Regions from separate parts of the Homo sapiens genome. Here region 1 is linked to region 2. A link is a loop called in an ENCODE intact Hi-C map of the cell type or tissue named here. Cell type or tissue: PC-9. All regions are shown on one strand. Links, peaks and the distances in the headings refer to the core of each region. The heading gives the core; the rest is flanking DNA.

Region 1 (4,404 bases), core at 309-4,308, 660 kb after region 2:
TGCCTATAAAGGAAATAAATTGCATAATGAATGGTACTTGTTTATAGACTGCTAAGCACTGTAGACCCCATATATTTTAATCTCTGTTGTCCTATTTGGGAGTAGAAAATGGCCTGGTCTCGGTAAAGCACCAGAGGACCACTGCTTAAAAGTATTTACAACCCCAGAGCAACTTTTCACCAGCTTAAGGCTGACATGTGTTAAGGAGTTCTTGTGAGATACGAATATGTGTAAGGACATAATAATGATTAAATACCTCAACTACTTGGAAATTTGCTAAAAAAAAAATCCTCTTCTGACTAACAGAAAAAGGTCTTCCAATTTATTCATTTGCATTGTAGTTTCATTTTTAACTGCCAAATAATAATTGTATATATTTATGGCTACAATGTGATGTTTTGATATATGCTTACATTGTGGTATAATTAAATCAAACTAAGTAAGATATCCATCACTTTGCATACTTATCTTTTGTGTGTGTGACAAGAACATTTAAAATCTACTCTTTTAGAGGAATGGGAAGTTTTGCTGACTCTTAAAGAGAGAGAAAGACAACAGAACGTTTTGGAGAGAATGATCATGAAAATGGCTGAGAAGCTAGGGCATGTTTTTCCTAGGGGAAGATCCAGGGTTAATGGTGCTCTTGTCTTAATGTGTAGACAATGGGTAGACATGCTGGGTATAAAATCTTCAGGCTTAATGAGAGAGAGAACTTTCTAACAATCAAAGTCATTTAGGATATAAAAGGCTGCCTTTGTTAATGGAAGACATTGATCCTAAACTGTGAAAACTTGTCAAGCAAGGAATGAGAGTAGTATAGTTATGCCAGACGAGTTATGATTGCAGGCAAGTTAAGATTGCATGACTCACTGACACTCTAATTTCCACTGCAGCGGGCTGAGCTTAGCCTCAATACGTAGGAGAATTGTTTGTGAGTGTTGTGTATTTGGAGGTACGAACTGTGAGTGAGGGAAATAAAGGAGACAACAAAAATAGATGAGAAAAATCTGGAGAAGTTGTTAATGAATACAAGGCTAACTTACAAAAGGCCTTGTTCTCTCCTTGCATTGAAAGAGATGATGGATATGTTCATTTGTTTCACTATGGTAACCATTTTATTATCTATATGTATCCCATAACATCATGTTCCATACATTTAAATATACACAAAAAAATTTATTTAAAAAAAAGAGCAGAACTTTCCAGGACATTTAGCATTGCTCTGGGTTATTACCAAGGGTTTGTGACATGCGCACAAAGCAAGATGAAGGTGTTTTCCCACTTGGATACTAATTTTGTGAATGCAAATCCCACCCACTTTATAGGTTACATGCTAAATGGATGGCTTTTGGGGAATCTGTGACTTAATTCAAATGAATCATTCACATAGTAGGAACTTAAGCCAAGAGAGGGAAATATTTTGATTGGCTCTCTCCGTATCACGTGTTATAAGTAGGTCTTCCTCCACTTCTAAGAAGGGTGGCTTCTCTTGGTTTATTTTTATCTTGTTCATATATTAACTCCTATAAATGTAAAAGCCATAGACCAATGGCCTAAATAAAGTGATCAGGACAAATTTCTGGAAATATTATACTTAGTATCCTATCATTTTTTACAAGTTTACTGTAGAAAATTGGAAAAATACAAAATAACAAAATGACATTAAAATTGCCAATAATCCTGCCACTCAGAGATAATCACTATTTACATTGATTCATAATAATTTTCTAGTTTAAGAATAAAATGTGCATAAAATGTTATATTCCAATATTTTATTAAATTGAAAATAGTCATATAAACATTTTATTGTGACCTAACATATGCTAAGAAAACATGATTTTAAGGAATAGTAATTTTTTATTCTAGTCTTCTGCTTTCAATTTCATATAATTATTTAAGGCAAATATTGTCTCTACCTCCTAAAAAACTTTCTGCCTTATCTCATTCTAGTAGACCACTCCAAATTTCCACTTGCCTTTTAGCTAAGCAAAATGTATCTTGATCACTATGAACTCATTTCTTTTACTTGTCTTTACGTTGGAGAGTTCAGCATTCTTAGAATTTTGATATTCCCTCCTGAAGTCTTTCTGTACATGTCTTCCCTTAGGCATAGTACTACCATCATCAGACGGAGCATGACACAGAGGAGGGTGGACATGTTTATGTCAGACGACTGGATTTGTGTCCTGCTTCTGCCATTTATGAGCTGTATACACTGCGTTTAAGCGGACAGAATCACTTAAATTTCTCTGAGCCTGTTTCTTGTTCTATAAAATGGACTGGTTGTGTGTATAGAGACAACACACTTAAAGTTCCTCGATTATTGTAAATGCATAGTAATAAGTTAATGCTCAATGATTATAATGTCTCTTCTAATTCTGGTTTGATAAGCTCTCATTCTTTCTAAGTTCTGTCATTACACTGTTTTTTTTTTTTTTTTTTTTTTTTTTTTGGACAGCCACAGTGAACATCTCTGAATCTATAAGGTTGAATGAAGGAAACCTTTATATTGTCATTATGTATAAACTTTGTTATAAAGGAAAACGCAAGGATTTTAACTTAGGAGATGCAGGATAGCATTGTAAGCAATGCCCCAGAAAATCATAATCATAATAAATAATAAATAAATATGCATGGGAGAGACCAGTGGAAATACATGTATTACATGGAAAAATTAATTAATTGAAGGAAGTAATCCTTTTTACAAATCACTCCCAGTTAGAGGTAACGATCAATATTTTAGTTGTTAATTAATTGGGAGCTACTGCCACCAAGTGGTAGGAAAGTACTTCTTCGGAGACTAGAATCCAATAACCTTTAGGGAGAAAAGCTCCCTCACCATACTGTGGACCCAAATGTATTCCATCCTATCCCATCGCATCACAATCACCCAAGATCTGATCTTCATTAAATAACCAGCAGCTGTCTTTGGTTTCTGTTACCACACTAACAAAATATTTTTCTGTCAAGAGACAAAACTGAAGTTTAGTTCTAATAGAGGAAAATAAAACAACCAAATACTGAGAGGGTTCAGGTAAAATCATAATTGAAAAATTCCAAATGAGGTTAGCCTCTAGAGTTAAAAAGGCTGAAGTTCAAACGCCAACTCTGCCACTTGCCTGCTGTATGACATGAAAAAAATGTATCTGAGGATCAGTTTTCTCAGCTGAAATATAGAGGTTCATTTAGATGATGTGTGCAAAATGTTTAGCCTAGAGGCTGTTACCTAGCAAGTGCTTGATAAACATTACTCCATTCCTTTTTATTATTGTAACTATAGATTGTGTTCCTCTTCCCTAAACCTAAATACATATTTAGTTCATTAAAATTATGACATATAATCAACTCAACTGTAAAGAGGTTTAACCTCAGAGAGTAAAAATCACCACAAACATAATAGGGATTTTCTTTTTTTTATTTTTATTTTTTATTTTTATTTTATTTTATTTATTTATTTTTTTGAGACGGAGTCTCGCTCTGTCGCCCAGGCTGGAGTGCAGTGGCGCGATCTCGGCTAACTGCAAGCTCCGCCTCCCGGGTTCACGCCATTCTCCTGCCTCAGCCTCCCAAGTAGCTGGGACTACAGGCGCCCGCCACTACGCCCGGCTAATTTTTTGTATTTTTAGTAGAGACGGGGTTTCACCGTTTTAGCCGGGATGGTCTCGATCTCCTGACCTCGTGATCCGCCCGCCTCGGCCTCCCAAAGTGCTGGGATTACAGGCGTGAGCCACCACGCCCGGCCGGGATTTTCTATGATTTACCTAATTCCAAAGAAAGAACTACAGTGTAAAAGACAGAAATGAAAAAATCTCATACGTTCTAAATCTAGATCAGGCAGTAATAATTCCTTCCTGCTGAGGTTCTGAGCAAGGCAATTAAGCCCCCTTGAACCTCGTCTAACTCAGGCAGTGCTATAAAATATACAAATCAATTAATTATTTTGGAAGGTGGCCCAAAATACAAAATTTGTATGTGGATGCCAATTATAATTTTATGCAATACAAACCATAAAGAGTTATCTGCTATGATCTTTAATCAAAAGAAAAGTAAAAATAGTGTGGTTGTCTCTTTGGTTATAGAAAGCTGTTATCTGGAATTCTGGATTCAGTAGCCTTAATTAACCAATTCATGCATATAGCTATGAGTTCAGTAATTTATATTCACAACAATAAATATCCCAGGACACTGAAATAGCCTAAATTGACTTGTTTTATCAAAGATGAATTACATAGTGCCACATATACGTCACTGAACTCCAATTCTTCGAAAATTGAGCATCTACATTTCTTTGAAAATTGAGCATCTAGCCACGTGGTAAATTACAATTAAAAAGAGAGTCGGTATATTTCATAGGATTCTACTTCAACTTCTTGCCAGATTTGTACCAGTCTTATCCTCTGTACT
Region 2 (4,404 bases), core at 335-4,334:
AAGGCAAAGAGGAGAGAATGCTGGAATTAGTATCCATCTTGCAAAAATAAGCAAACCATAAACACACATGCATAAAACTACACACTTTAAAAAGCAATAATCTTTTAAGATTAAGGTTGTATCTGTTCACCTCTTGAAAGAGTGAAACACGAATCATTTATTCATCTAGCTGTTCTTGTCTATTCAACCACCAACTGTTGAAGTGTTTGGCAACCTTAGAATATACTTGCCAGATTATTTTTTTCCTCACATGTCCAGTGCAGGGATTACTGTACCCTTGTAGTGACACAATGCTAAACTCTCTCACAGCATTGTTCTCTCTGGGAAGCGTAGGGATAACAGGTACCTGTAAAGTGTAATCAGTGCTCTTCAGAGGATCTACATTCTATGCTGATCTAAATAAGTTATATATTACAGTAAAGTGCTACAACGACACTAGTCTCAAACAGTAGTAAGACACATTTTTCTCTGAAAAAGTCAGCAGCTATGTGAGTCACATCATGATGAGGATACTTGTCAGTCTTCGTTCGAGTGTACAACCAGCAACTGGCATGACCGTGAGCAATTTGTCTCCTCCTGTGACTTTTAAAATTATAATCTTTAGGAGCAATTATTAACAATTCCAGTTTCCCATTAAGTGTTTAAAAATCTTTTTTTAGAAGTTGCACCTGAAAGTTTCATGAGCATTTAATTTGCTGATATCCATTTTTATTTCTTCAGGCTTCTCACGTCGGTAGGTGACTGCTCTTGTGCAAACACTTTGCAGAATCAACTTATCCTTAATAGAGAAGAAATATTATTATTAACTAAGGGCCTAAATATTGTAACTAGGCAATAACATACTGTTAGCAGTTCTTTTTTAGAATTCACTGACCTTTTTTGAGGCTGACACTCTGTAATCTGATGAGGACTTAATTTTATTACTATTCCATTGTAGTATCACCTGTCTAATGATCAGGACTTTAAGCAACCCAATCAAGAATGTAACTATGAAAATGATGAAAAATATTCTCAAGTAGCTTGGGCTGGAGAAACATTCTGTAATGAAGCAAACAAATAAATGGATTAAAAATTGGAATAAGTAAATCAAAGAGTCTATCAAGTAAATAATGTTCACACTTCAATTAATAGTGCCAAAGATATTTGCAAATCTCCATTTTCAAATCGGGATTGAAATTACCTTTGATTCAAAACAAAAAGCTCTCTAATTTTTCTTGCGCGTTTACTATGAAAATATTTTCAATAGAAAACCCTCCTTTGGGAAATAGCCATGATTAAGGTATTCAATCACATTATTCCATTGCAGCTTGATTCTTTAATTGTATTAACTGGAATATGTCCATGTCCCATAACCAAGCATAATTTGATCCAAGACAGAAAGAGGACTAGTTTTTGTGGTACGTACTGTTGATCACTAAATGGAAAAGAGGATTTTAAAAAATTATTGAGCAGTTCTGGGCCTTAGGATATGTTTCTCTTGTTATGCTTGGTCTTCATTTGTTCCATGCCAGTAATGGAAAATAAAGTAAACATCTGCAGAAGCTAAAATCAAAACTACTCCAATAGGTGAATAAATATTTCTTCAGAAATTGAAGTGTAAATTTTCATTCTTATTATACACGGCTTCTCCAGGAAATAGGAGTGTCCAATTTGGGACAACATGAAAATATCATTCTTCATTTTCATTAATTTACTTTTTACTAGTCTGTTAACTACACCTATTCCATTTGCCTCTAAACATGCACTGTGTATTTTAAGAATAAATAATGCTTAGGACAAATAATTACTAGCTGGAAAAAGAAATGTTGTGTTAAGAGGAGGGGCATGCTGGATCTCATTTTAGCACCAGATCTTTGGCACACCCTCACAGCCAAAGATCTGGTGCTTGAAAGTCTACAGGCTCTGTTGTTGCCAGAGGCATTACCCTAATCTAACAGGAAGATGGTTGCACAATAGGCAAGTAGTCCATGGAACTCACCAGCTGCCCCAGATTCATAAAATTACTTTGTGGCTAAAGTGGCATGTGTTCCCCTCCCTACTCTCCAGAGTTTGGGAACCTCATCCAAAGTTCCAAGGTGTCCCTGAGAGGGCCACTACGGAGGTGACCTGCCAAGGCTTAGCATAGTGGACCGCCCAACCAATCCTGGGTGATTTGGGTCAGAATTTCCAGTGAGGACTAAGTATGTTTTTGAATAAGGCCAAGCTCAGTGATAAGGGAAAGGGTTCCTCTCAAGTGGGAAGACTTAATTAAGCCTATTTTTTTTTTTTTTTTTTTGTGATAAGGTACTTTGAAAGAAAGGTCAAAGGCTATCCCAGTGCTACAACTGGAATGGAAACACCAAATGCCAGTGCAGGTCTCTGTTGCTACAGGTCTCACAGAGAGAGAATCCAAAATATTCTGCTCAAAATTGGTGTCTTTTGAGGCCTCCACAGTGACTTCGGGCTCATAACATACATGCCTTTTGTTCTGACAGACTGTCATTTCCTCTGGTTGATTTAGGACTACTCAATCAGCTAAGGCAGATCATCAGAGGGGGCACGTGGCTTGATCCCACTTACTGGCTTCTCGCCTGGTGGGAGCTCAGCCAGAGAGACTGAAAGAACAGCCTTTAAGTGCAACTGAGTGGATAGATAATAGAGGTGCCTAACAAATGCCCTTTCCCTCTCCTTGCACAATAGTTGTGAAGGGAGGGGCAGCCCCTAGCTACTGACACATTTTAGAAATATTTCTAATAGGTTAGAACAGAGGGCATTTTCAGAGCTCAAATCTGCATGCATATTTAAATGCTATGAGTGGTCAAACATTCATGCCTAGCCCATGCTTTCCTTAGTTTAGGTCAGGCCGGGGCTTTTCCTAAGGAGCTTTAAGAGAATACTTTTTGTAACAACACTTAAGTCAAAGTAGTGTTTACTTAACATAATAAATGACATGTTGATAGTAAGGCCCTATTTATTAGAAAGGCACTTGGCTTTCTGGAGTGATTGCCGCAGCTCCAGCTGGCAGCACATGGGGCTTTTTTCAGAGCCAAGTTCATTATGGGGTAAGATCAGTGTGGATGTGAGGGAAAAAGGAAACAAAACTCTGGAGAAAGTTTACTCTTTTGTGCAGTCTCTCTAAGAGCTGGGATTTTTCTTACAGGTGGGAGAGACTTGAAATAATAGTTGCAATGGGAATGTTTAATAAAGATATAATTTCAAGGTTAGTTTCTAATGCCCGTGGAGTTCCACACCTTACCCCTGTGCAAAGTAAGGTTCTGGGTTCTAAATAACTTTTGTTTTGTTTTGCTTTTGTTGTTTTTTTTTTTTAAACAGCTTTATTAAGTATCATTGATATACAAAAACTGCACATATTAATGTATACAATATAATGAGTTTGCGATTCAGTTTTTTAAATCTCCCAGAGATGAGTATGCTTGCTATGGTGTGGCTGAGTGGTTAGTTTTCCCCTCTCATCTACACAGCTGAATTCCCATGCAACGTACTTCCATGGAAAGGCATCCAAATAAATTGGCTGTCAAGGCCTCAGTGAACCAGAAATATGAGTTCCCCATGTAAACTCATTTCAGTAACAGATAAAATCTGTGGAGCCATAATTTTCCTTCATAATCCAAACTTGCTTCTAGTTCTGAACTTCCTCATGTCTAATCAATATTTGCTTTCATGTTTCAGGTGAAGCCAAAAAAATCCTAAGTAATGATGATCTGCTTTTACAAAATATGTAACTTCAAAAGGGCCATTCCTTCCTAGTACTTTTCATTTTGATAAAAATATAGCTTAAGGATGAATGATTATAAATGTGACATAATGAAAAGTGTATGGAACTTTTAGTTTGAAGATCTTGATCTAAGACATGTATCTTAACATTACTAGTTAAGAGACAGCAGCCCTCATACAAAATTTCCCTGAGCCTCAGTTTCCCCATCTATAACATGGAGATTATACCAATCTCAAAGAGTTGTATGACATTAAGTGAGCCAGTGAACATGAAGGAAGTATCTAAGGTAGAAGATGACACAAAAACACACATTTATTATTGTTATAAAGAATAAAGCAATGTTTCATAATTTAAAAATAAAGCCCTCAGTCCTCTTTTTTTTTTTTTTAAATGGGGTTCCTCTCTTGTTGCCCAGGCTGCAATGCAATGGCATGATCTCAGCTCATTGCAACCTCCGCCTCCCGGATTCAAGGGATTCTCCTGCCTATGCCTCCTGAGTAGGTGGGACTACAGGTGCCCGCCACTGCGCCTGGCCAATTTTGTATTTTTAGTAGAGACGGGGTTTCACCACGTTGGCCAGGCTGATCTGGAACTCCTGACCTCAGGTGATCCACCCGCCTTGGCCTCCCAAAATGCTGGGATTACAGGTGTGAGCCACCACACCCGGCCCAGTCCTTTCTTTAGCATGG

Evidence for each region. Peaks named below come from ENCODE experiments on the same cell type or tissue, not always from the same donor. Only the 100,000 strongest peaks of a DNase experiment are listed, where the experiment ranks them.
Region 1: a loop joins it to region 2, with 3 times the contacts of the local background. A loop is called at or near these places in 4 of 110 quality-filtered maps.

The regions. Positions count from the first base shown.
Region 1 is chr7:19,746,312-19,750,715 of GRCh38, reverse strand. The region is part of intron 1 of TMEM196 (transmembrane protein 196); the gene reads left to right. All of the region lies in intron 1 of LOC107986774 (a long non-coding RNA gene), which reads right to left. Among named protein-coding and RNA genes, the nearest start is that of TMEM196, 25 kb to the left of the region's middle. In PC-9, for the core only: CTCF peaks have their summits at 2,563 and 2,766 (motif pointing left); DNase peaks (open chromatin) are centred at 835 and 2,765.
Region 2 is chr7:20,406,249-20,410,652 of GRCh38, reverse strand. It overlaps ITGB8 (integrin subunit beta 8), which reads right to left. Exons shown (of 14, transcript NM_002214.3): 13 at 875-1,038; 14 at 1-778. The coding sequence ends at 656. Among named protein-coding and RNA genes, the nearest start is that of ITGB8-AS1, 77 kb to the right of the region's middle. In PC-9, for the core only: no CTCF peak of the experiment used is centred there; DNase peaks (open chromatin) are centred at 1,942 and 2,692; H3K27ac peaks cover 2,445 bases.